2 separate regions of the Homo sapiens genome follow, and region 1 is linked to region 2. A link is an interaction called in ENCODE POLR2A ChIA-PET data of the cell type or tissue named here. Cell type or tissue: MCF 10A. All regions are shown on one strand. Links, peaks and the distances in the headings refer to the core of each region. The heading gives the core; the rest is flanking DNA.

Region 1 (5,367 bases), core at 96-5,095, 200 kb after region 2:
CAGCCTCGGGAAGCCCAGGACCTTTCCCAGACCACAGTCCTGGGGGCATACTCAAGTCAGGGGGCGGGGACAGGAATGTGCTGGTGACTACATCACCTTGAGGCAGGTACCACCTCAATCCCGAACCGCCTGCCTTCTTCTCTGTCATTGCTGTCCTCCATTTCTTGTTATCAGCAAAGCTTCTGACAAAGCAAAAGTAGAGTCCCTTACTTCCCAGCTCCTTTCTTGGAGTCTGACCTTTCTGCCAGGTCTCCTTTGTCTGCTTCCCCAAAACAAAACAGCGGACCAAAGCCAGGCACAGTGGCTCATGCCTATAATCCCAGCAGTTTGGAAGCCGAGGTGGGAGGATCGCTTGAGCTAAGGATTTCAAGACCAGCCTGGGCAACATGGCAAAACCCTGTCTCTATAAAAAACTAGCTGGGCATGGTGGCACATGCTTGAGGTCCCAGCTACCTAGGAGGCCGAGGTGGGAGGATCACTTGAGCCCTGGAGGTCAAGGCTGCAGTGAGCCGTGATGGCACCACTGTACTCCAGCCTGGGCAACAGAGTGAGACCCTATCTCAAAAATAGCCCAACAACAAACAACAGGCCAACGTCCCCCGCTGCAAGCTGGGCAGATGGCCAGGCTGGGCACACCACAGACTGTCTTCTGAGCAAACATGGGTGCCGCAGCACTGGGCCAACCTGAATAAAGAGCCTCATGGTTGAGGTGCGTATAGCAGGGGCTGGGGGCTTGGAGCAGACCTGGGAGCTGCATTCTCTGCCTTTTGAAACATCTGCTGGGCGGGGTGGCTCACGCCTGTAATCCCAGCACTTTGGGAGGCCGAGGCGGGTGGATCACCTGAGGTTGGGAGTTCGAGACCAGCCTGACCAACATGGAGAAACTCAGTCTCTACTAAAAATACAAAATTAGCTGGGCGTGGTAGCTCATGCCAGTAATTCCAGCTAGTTGGGAGGCTGAGACAGGAGAATCGCTTGATCCCGGGAAGCGGAGGTTGCCGTGAGCTGAGATTGTGCCATTGCATTCCAGCCTGGGCAACAAGAACGAAAACTCTGTCTCAAAAAACAAAAAAAAGAAAAAAGAAACATCTAAAGTCTGTCCCAGCCAAGCACTAACCAGGACCTTCTGTGAGCTGACGTCAGGACAGAGGCCCCCTCGGGGCCAGCTTTGATGTTTCCCAGGCCCAGTCGTTGGGGCACAGGGGGCTCTGAGTGGCAGTCTGGGAATGCAGCATCTCTCACCACAGCTATGGAGCAGTCCAGTCCCAGCCCCAGGAGTGGGTGCTGGAGGCTGAGCTGGGGGTGGCCGAGGCTGAGCTGGGGTCTCTCTGAGTCACGCTGTCTCTTCTCCCAGCTTGGGTTTCTGTGGCAGGTGGTCTGTGGTTCCTGCAAGCTCAGGGCCCCTTCCCCTCTATCCCACCCACCACCTGCTTATTGCCTTCAGACTTCTCTGCTGTGGCAGCTCCTTCCCTGGCCAGGGTCTGGGAGTGGTCCTGGCACTTGGCAAGTGGAGAGCCTTCTAATCTTCTTAGAAGTTGAGTCCTTGAGCAGGAGGGGTGATCATGAGAATATTAACAGTAGCTGCCATTTACTGAAGATGAACCATTTGCAAGGCACTTCATGTATGTTTCCAGGTTTACAACTCATGACAGCCTTGTGAGAGAGGCAGAGGAAGCTGAGACACAGTCTGTGTTACTTACCCAAGGTCAGACACACTGAGTGTAACAGGTCAGGATCTGAGCCCAGCCTGTCTCATTCCAGCCCCTTAGCTGCTCCTCTGTGTGGGTGAGACTCCTGGCTCCCCACCATGTCTGCAGAAGCTGAGCGAGGAAGTGGGGGCTTGTCCACACTTCGAAGGCAGGTGATCTCTCTTTGGTCTTTGACAAGCCTCCTGGAGTTGTGGGTCAAAGATCCTAGGATTTTGGGCAGGGCGCCATGGCTCACATCTGTAATCCCAGCACTTTAGGAGGCCGAGGTGGGTGGATCACTTGAGGTCAGGAGCTCGAGACTAGCCTGGCCAACATGGTGAAACCCTGTCTCCACAAAAAATACAAAAATTAGCCAGGTGTGGTGGTGCGTAGCTGTAATCCCAGCTACTCGGGAGGCTAAGGCATGAGAATCGCTTAAATCCGAGAGGTGGAGGTTGCAGTGAGCCAAGATTGCACCACTGCACTCCAGCGTGGGTGGCAGAGTAAGTAAGACTCCGTCTCAAAAAAAAAGAAAGGTCCTAGGATTTTGGTGAGTCACATTTGCAGAGGCCCACTGGGGACTCAGTCTGATTCTGCCCATCTGTGTCATGAGAGGTGCTCCAGAAGTACCCCGTGAACCAGTTCTTGCCCCACGCTTCCTCAGAGGTCACTTTGGTTCAGGCAGTGCTTGCTGGGTGCCTTTGTGTGCCTGACATTGTCTGCAAGAGGTGTGTCCACACACTACCTGGCAGTCGGGAATGTGACTCCTCATTGTAGGATCAGATGCTTCCAGGGTTGTTTCTGAGTCCCTGGGCGGGGATGGGAAGAGCACAGAGTTGGTTTCTTTGGGTCATAGTCCTGGCTCTGCCACATATGAGCTATTTGATCGTGGGCAGATTCCTTCTTGTGCCTGGACCTGGGTTTACCCATCTGTACCACGGTGCTGAGCAGGAACAGAGCCCTATTCCTGTGGATCATTTGGAAATGTGTAGGGATGTGTTTGAATTGTCACAATGCCGGGAGGGCAGATTTGTTAACTTGCACAGCAGGTGGAATAGCTCACCCAGAGAACCATCAGTGCCACGCTGAGAAGTAATGGGCTGCTTGGAGCTGCTTCCAGCTCCATGACTGGGTTTTGTGTCAGGAGATGTGGGCTGGCACCTATGAGCATGTTGGGAGACGGACCAACACCAGGGGCAGCCCCTCATCTGGACCCAGCCTGGGGGATCCTGGAATTGTCTTGACACTGACTTTATGAGGAGACTGATTCTCATGCCATAAAGAACAGAACCCCACCTCCAGGGACTTGGAAGGGGCTCTGTAGGCCAAGATTAGTTTCCAGTGGTTTGGGAAGGGATGGAAAAGACTCCGTTAGTACCTTTCTGCCCTTGCCCAGCCAGTTTGGCTCAAGGCAGAGCCTGCTGCTTCGTGTAGCAGTTCCAGGTGGCCCATTTCTTCTTCCGGGGGCGGGGGGATCAGGGAGTCCTCTTCTGTGTTCAAGGCCCAGTGGCTCCAGGCCTCTGCAAGTCGCCCACGCGGGCTAGGAACAAAGTCCAGTGTGTTGCTCCTGCCGCCGCCGTAACCATGCCACCCACCTGCCCGGCTCTGCCCTCCGCCTCCCTAAACCCATCTGCCATACAGTGTAGGCTTCTTCCTCTTTCCTTTGTTCCCACTGACTGCAGTTCCACCTTTGGTTGCGGGGACCCTGTGGCCAGAGCTGAACTATAATGGTGCAGGAAGGGGAATGACTTCAAGTGGAACTCTGGAACCACATGGCTCTCCTCTTAACACAGAGAAGCTGACCTTGGCCACAGATGGATTTTCAGGGATAAAGAACAGGACATGGGGCCGGGTGCGGTGGCTCACGCCTGTAATCCCAGCACTTTGGGAGGCCGAGGCGGGCGGATCACGAGGTCAGGAGATCGAGACCATCCTGGCTAACACCGTCAAACCCCATCTCTACTAAAAATACAAAAAATTAGCCAGGCGTGGTGGCGGGCACCTGTAGTCCCAGCTACTCGGGAGGCTGAGGCAGGAGAATGGCGTGAACCCAGGAGGCAGAGCTTGCAGTGAGCCAAGATCGCGCTACTGCACTCCAGCCTGGGTGACAGATCGAGACTCCGTCTCAAAAAAAAAAAAGAACAGGACATGGGAATGACCTTGGCTTGTTTTTGGCAGTAGCCCAGGTTTCTAGAGAATCTTGGCTTCTCCAGTGATGGGTTGGGTTTTTTCAAAGAAGCGTCTGGGAAACGTTGGGCTGCAGAGCATTTGCGGATGAGATTCAAAGCGTCCCATCTGTGGCCACCTCTGATGCTGGCACCGTCGAGGGGCATGAGTGAAGCCATCTTTCCAGGGTGCTGTTTGGGTCATGATTTAACTTTACTAAACCTCCTGAGTCTGTATTGGGGGAAGGTGGCCTGCAGTGTCCCCGGCTCCTCAGCCTGGCATCAAAACCTCCTGTGATCTCACCCTGCAGGCCCAGACTCTCTTTTGCTAGGAAGCCTCCCTGTGCAGCCAGCCCTTAGGGGTCCCTTCTTCCTTCGTGCTCAAGTCACTACTGCCTGCCCACCCCATTCATTTGGCATTTATGTGACTGTAACTGTGTTCTGTGTGCCCCTCTAGTCTTCAGACCTCTTGAGGAGAGGCTACTGTGTCTTTGTATCCTACAGAGCACTCAGCACAGTTGAAAAGCTCTTCAGGGGGCTGGGCGTGGTGGCTCACGCCTGTAATCCTAGCACTTTGGGAGGCCGAGGTGGGCAGATCACCTGAGGTCAGGGGTTCGAGACCAGCCTGGCCAACATGGCGAAACCCTGTCTCTACTAAAAATACAAAAATTAGCTGGGTGTGGTGGCTCATGCCTATAATCCCAGCTACTCGAGAGGCTGAGGCAGAAGAATCACTTGAACCCAGGAGGTGGAGGTTGCAGTGAGCTGAGATCACACCACCACATTCCAACCTGGGTGACAAGAGCAAAAAAAGAAAAAGAAATCTCAAAAAGAAAAAGAAAAGTTTTTCAGGGGACTCTTGCAATTGTGGCATCATGATCCTTCACACCTGCACTTACTGGACGCCTCCTGTGTACACAGCCCCTTTCCTCCTGTGCACAAGGTGGCCTGTGTTAGGACAGAGGCTGCAGCTCCCCCTGACCCTGCCTCTCCCCTGTTTGCATCTACAGGTACCCAGACAGCCATTGTCTTCATCAAGCAGCCGTCCTCCCAGGATGCACTGCAGGGGCGCCGGGCGCTGCTTCGCTGTGAGGTTGAGGCTCCGGGCCCGGTACATGTGTACTGGCTGCTCGATGGGGCCCCTGTCCAGGACACGGAGCGGCGTTTCGCCCAGGGCAGCAGCCTGAGCTTTGCAGCTGTGGACCGGCTGCAGGACTCTGGCACCTTCCAGTGTGTGGCTCGGGATGATGTCACTGGAGAAGAAGCCCGCAGTGCCAACGCCTCCTTCAACATCAAATGTGAGAGCCAGGGGGGCTGTGCCCAGTCCCCCTGTCAGACCCTCAATGACTGAGGCCTGGGGGATCCCTCCCTTACCTCAGCTTCTCCCATTTCCAGTTAAACGGGCCAGGCAGAATGCATTTATCATCAGCTTTTTTTGCTCATGTGGATAAGAGGAAATTAAAAGTTATATTTTTTCCAAAATTTTTTCCTTCAAGTCTGGGACCCATTTATCT
Region 2 (5,316 bases), core at 1-5,000:
GGATGGATGGATGGAAAGACAGAAATGTAGAACCCTAGCCTACAACACAATGCTGGCCTGGGAGGCCAAAAGCTGGTCTAGCACCCACAGGTACATGCTCTCTTGCAGGTGTGGGCGGCACACCCTTTCCTTCTCTGGCCCCACCAATCATGCTGCTGGTGGATGGAAAGCAGCAGATGGTGGTGGTCTGCCTGGTCCTTGATGTTGCACCCCCTGGCCTTGACAGCCCCATCTGGTTCTCAGCCGGCAATGGCAGTGCACTGGATGCCTTCACCTATGGCCCTTCCCCAGCAACGGATGGCACCTGGACCAACTTGGCCCATCTCTCCCTGCCTTCTGAGGAGCTGGCATCCTGGGAGCCTTTGGTCTGCCACACTGGGCCTGGGGCTGAGGGTCACAGCAGGAGTACACAGCCCATGCATCTGTCAGGTGGGGATGGAGCCTGGGCCCTTGCGGATGCTCCCTGTCCCCTTCCACACACCAGGATATGGTTGGAGGGAGGGCAGGCTCCAGGCCACAAAGGCATGAAGGGTGTCCAAGCGCAGAGCCTCTGGGTGAGGTGACACCTGGGCTCAGGGGAGAGTGGCCTCAGGGCCATGAATTTTGGGATTTGCCACTGCAATATCTGTTTGAAATCCAGGCTTTGCAGCATGGCTTCCAAGGATAAAAATGCCTCCTTCCACCTAGGATTCATTATACACACATAGATAATCACCCTGTGTACATGACACCCTATAAGGACCAAACTAATTAACAAATCACTACCAGTTATTGAGTGTTTACTCTGTTCCAGGCAGTGTTCTACAGACTTCACATTTATGAGACAGGTCATATAATTCCCTCAATTTTACAGGCACAGGGAGGTTAAGCAACATGTCTAAAGCCAGCTATTTTTGTTTCCCCCTCCATTGTATTTTGAAACAGTCAGCTATTATTATCACTGACCAGATGACTTACTTCCTCTCTAGGGATTATCTCAATTTTGTCATCTTTCAAATGGGAATGTTTGTTAACTAAGTGCCCTGACTTCCAAAGAATGCTGCGAAGACAGTCAGTTCCTTATCTGAGAGTTCCGGGCTCCCCAGCCTCCCCAGGGCACAGAACAGGGGACACTGCAAAGTGAGGGATGTTTGGGTCTTCAGAGGACTTGCAGCAAATGGGCTCAGGGTTTCTGCTGCTGGCTCACTTGTCCATTTACCCCAAATGCCTCGACACCCACCCTGTGCCAGGGCCTGGGCATAGCACTGGGGATGCCCTCCAGAGTGCATGGCCCATCCCCAAAGACTCATTCGCTTCTCCCTGGACAACAGGAGAGGCTTCTACAGCCAGGACCTGCCCCCAGGAGCCTCTCAGGGGTGAGTACTCCGGGCAAGGGGTGGGGAATAAGAGGCTGGGACCAGGACCTTGGGCCCGGGGGGTGGGGCCTTCAGCTCTGGCCTAATGGGTCTTACACTGGAGGTCAGTAGGTGTCCCATGTAGAGGCTGTCATGCTAGGTTGGGGCACTGGCTAGCATGGGCCTCAGTCTACCTAGCATAAGATGGGGGTGAATCCTTTGACCCCAGCCTAATTCCTGGACATTAGTTGAGAAGCACAGGTGACAGCTAACAGAGGGGTCTTTGGAGTCCTCCTTGGGCAGCCCAGGCAGGGGGGTCTCAGCATTAGAGGCCGTGTAAATGGGAGGCTGTCTGGGGTGATGGAAAGAGCCTGGACGGACAGTCATGAAGTTGGGCTGTGGTCCAACTCTGCTTCCCGACCAAATAGAGAATTTTGAGGCCGGGTGCGGTGGCTCACACCTGTAATCCCAGCACTTTGGGAGGCCGAGGTGGGTGGATCACGAGGTCAGGAGTTCGAGACCAGCCTGGCCAACATGGTGAAACCCCGTCTCTACTAAAAATACAAAAATTAGCCGAGCGTGATGGCACACGCCTGTAGTCCCAGCTACTCAGGAGGCTGAGGTAGAAGAATCACTTGAACCCGGGAGGTGGAGGTTGCAGTGAGATGAGATCGTGCCACTGCCCTCCAGCCTGGGTGACAGAGTGAGACTCCATCTAAAAAAAAAAAAAAGAATTTTGAGCTAGTTACTCTCTGCATCAGATGCTAATTAATTCCTGCGTGGCCCCCACCCCTACCCCCATGATTGTTGGGGAATAAAATAAAATGAAGGCCAGGAAGGTATGTATTATTACCAGTAAGAACGGAGGCTAGACACCGGGAAGGACTTTCCCTGGAGGAGGGGGTGAAGGGGACGGGCAAGGGCAGAGGACAAGGCCCTCTCCGCCGTTCTCTCCTGGGGTAGGGGGCTGCGGGCTCCTGCGGGCTCCTGAGCGGTTCCTCCTCGCAGGGACACCGGGTGGGGCGCTGTGGCTGGGGGTCCTGCGGCTGCTGCTCTTCAAGCTGCTGCTGTTTGACCTGCTCCTGACCTGCAGCTGCCTGTGCGACCCCGCGGGCCCGCTGCCTTCCCCCGCAACCACCACCCGCCTGCGAGCCCTCGGCTCCCATCGACTGCACCCGGCCACGGAGACTGGGGGACGAGAGGCCACCAGCTCACCCAGACCCCAGCCTCGGGACCGCCGCTGGGGTGACACCCCTCCGGGTCGGAAGCCCGGGAGCCCAGTATGGGGGGAAGGGTCTTACCTCAGCAGTTACCCCACTTGCCCAGCACAGGCCTGGTGCTCAAGATCTGCCCTCAGGGCTCCTTCCTCCAGTCTTGGAGCATTTTTTGCAGGTGACCTGCCTCCTCCTCTGCAGGCTGGAGCTGCCTGAGGGCAGGGCTCTACCTCCCCTGCGTCACACTGTGTGAGGCTGTGTCTCTGCCATCCAAAAGGGGGCCCCTTGAGAATGGTGATCCACCCAGTTACAGGGGCATTTAGGGAGCAGATGACTGAGAACATTAAAAAAGAACTTAAATGACACAGCAAATGAAAAATATTTGAATTCATGTCTATCCTGGGAGGAAGGAATTTGGCAGAGTTAGAAGTAGGAAAAATCCAGGAAAGCTCCCTTGAGGAAGAGGGCTTCCTGAGACAGAACTTGGGAACTGCAGAGTGGGACTGGTGGCTGGGAAGGCGGCTGTCTCCTCCCCCAACAGCAAGCGGGGAGGCCCCCTCTTCTCCTCACCCTGGCCCAACCTCTGTGAGAGGTCAGGGCAGAGAGCCCAGGAACCCAGGAAGGTGGGTGGTGGGTCTGATGTGAACTCTCGTACAGAGGTGAACAGGGCCAGGGTTTCTGGGGAACAGGATCGTTTTCAATAACAAGAGTATGAGATATTAATTCCAAACTTACAGTTTATTAATCAATTAAGAGTCATTATTCATTTGACAAATATTCTTTAAGTATCAACCCTGAGCCAGGTACTAAAGAGGTTTGGCTTTTTTGGTCTGGTTGTTACATAAAGAAGATTCTTGTATTGATCAAGTATGAGGCTTCCACAGTAGAGCATAACGTGTGCGTCCCCTGCTTGCCCAGCGCTGGCAGGAAATCCAGACTTTCCCAAGGGTTCTCTGCTAGTAATCACTCCAAGAGACTCTGGGTGCTGTCATGTAAATCCACCTGTCCCTTGGGCCCCATAGGATAGTCTGCTGGATCAACTTTAGTCTTCCTTCCCCCAGGGAGGGGATGGGGAACTATGCCCCAGCACCCCAACACATGGTTTCAAGGACACCCTCAGCTCCCCTGAGCCTCTGTGCTCTCTCAGCTACTGTTCCATAAAAACTCTCACTGCCTCCTCCACTGCTCATCTCTCACCAGCCTGAAAGGAGATTCTCCCACTTGTTTTGGGGATTCTTGGGTGCTGGTGGCTGGGGTGGGAGGGTCCCATAGCTTCTACGGATGAATCTGTCCACCATCCCCACAAGGCATGTTCCTTCTCTGACACACAGACTGAGGGAGGGTGTGGGCAGGGGCCCAACTATAGCCTCAGACTTTCTCTGGCCACTATCCCTTCCTAGCTGTCCGGCCAGATGCTGAGCCCAGGCTTCTCAATCTCCACTGTCAGGCTGGCTTAATCTTATTTCCCAGGAGGGCTTCTGAGCCGAGGTGAATCAAGGGCCATGGCCAAGCTCTGAGCCTACCCAAGTATTTTATTTTATTTTATTTTATATTTTATTTTATTATTTTATTTTTTGAGATAGGGTCTCACTCTGTCCCCCAGGGTGGAGTGCAGTGGTGCGATCTCAACTCTCTGCAATCTCTGTCTCCCAGGTTCCAGCAATTCTCCCACCTCAGCCTCTCAAGTAGCTGGGACTACAGGCACACGCCACCATGCCTGGCTCATTTTTGTATTTTTTGGTAGAGACAGGGTTTCACCACATTGGCCAGGCTGGTCTTGAACTTCTGACCTCAAGTGATCCGCCTGCCTTGGCCTCCCGAAGTGCTGGAATTATAAGTGTGAGCCACTGTGCCCAGCTTGAGCCAACCTAAGTCTTATCAAGCCTAGAAAACATGGAGGACCTTAGGAGGGTGTCCTGATCTTGTACACTGTGGAATTCCACATGCCACAGCCCCTGCCTATCCAAAGTGCTTTGTTACCAACACAGTTTTGGACAAGAAACTAAAGTCAGAAAGTGGCAAGGCCTGGGCCTCAGTGCTCTGAAGTCTTCATAAAATAGCATAAATATCCAACCTCTAGGAAGGAAACAAGAAGGTATCAGGGAACAGGGTTTTATGGCCAATTTGCAGACAACTTCCCAGAGAAGCAACTTTGGTCTGTGTGCGTCTGTAGGACACTGAGTTCAGGGGCAGCCTAAAGAAGACCAAGAGTGCTCCTCTTTATTTTTATTTGTTTATTTTTATTTTTTGAGACGGAGTCTCGCTCTGTCGCCAGGCTGGAGTGCAGTGGCGCGATCTCGGCTCACTGCAACCTCCACCTCCAGGGTTCAAGCAATTCTCCCGCCTCAGCCTCCCAAGTAGCTGGGACTACAGGCACCCACCACCACGGCTATTTTTTTTTGTATTTTTAGTAGAGACAGGGTTTCACCATATTGGCCAGGCTGGTCTCGAATTCCTGACCTTGTGATCTGCCCGCCTTGGCCTCCCAAAGTGCTGGAAATACAGGCATGAACCATCGCGCCCGGCATTTATTATTTTTGAGATGGAGTCTTGCCCTGTCGCCCAGGCTGGAGTGCAATGGCGTGATCTCGGCTCACTGCAACCTCCATCTCCCAGGTTCAAGCAATTCTCCTGCCTCCACCTCCCGAGTAGCTGGGATTACAGGCGTGTGCCACCACGCCCGGCTAACTTTTTGTATCTTTAGTAGAGATGGGGTTTCAGCATCTTGGCCAGGCTGGTCTTGAACTCCTGACCTCGTGATCCACCTA

What was found. Peaks named below come from ENCODE experiments on the same cell type or tissue, not always from the same donor. Only the 100,000 strongest peaks of a DNase experiment are listed, where the experiment ranks them.
Region 1: POLR2A ChIA-PET joins it to region 2 with 5 read pairs; 5 of 35 experiments call an interaction of 5 or more read pairs at or near these places.

What each region holds. Positions count from the first base shown.
Region 1 is chr6:43,124,114-43,129,480 of GRCh38, forward strand. PTK7 (protein tyrosine kinase 7 (inactive)) reads left to right here. Exons shown (of 20, transcript NM_002821.5): 2 at 4,864-5,151. Among named protein-coding and RNA genes, the nearest start is that of SRF, 44 kb to the right of the region's middle. In MCF 10A, for the core only: no CTCF peak of the experiment used is centred there; a DNase peak (open chromatin) is centred at 2,238.
Region 2 is chr6:42,922,919-42,928,234 of GRCh38, forward strand. It overlaps PTCRA (pre T cell antigen receptor alpha), which reads left to right. Exons shown (of 4, transcript NM_138296.3): 2 at 109-429; 3 at 1,311-1,355; 4 at 2,343-2,920. The coding sequence ends at 2,764. It also overlaps a transcript of CNPY3 not described here. Among named protein-coding and RNA genes, the nearest start is that of CNPY3, 3.9 kb to the right of the region's middle. In MCF 10A, for the core only: no CTCF peak of the experiment used is centred there; no DNase peak of the experiment used is centred there.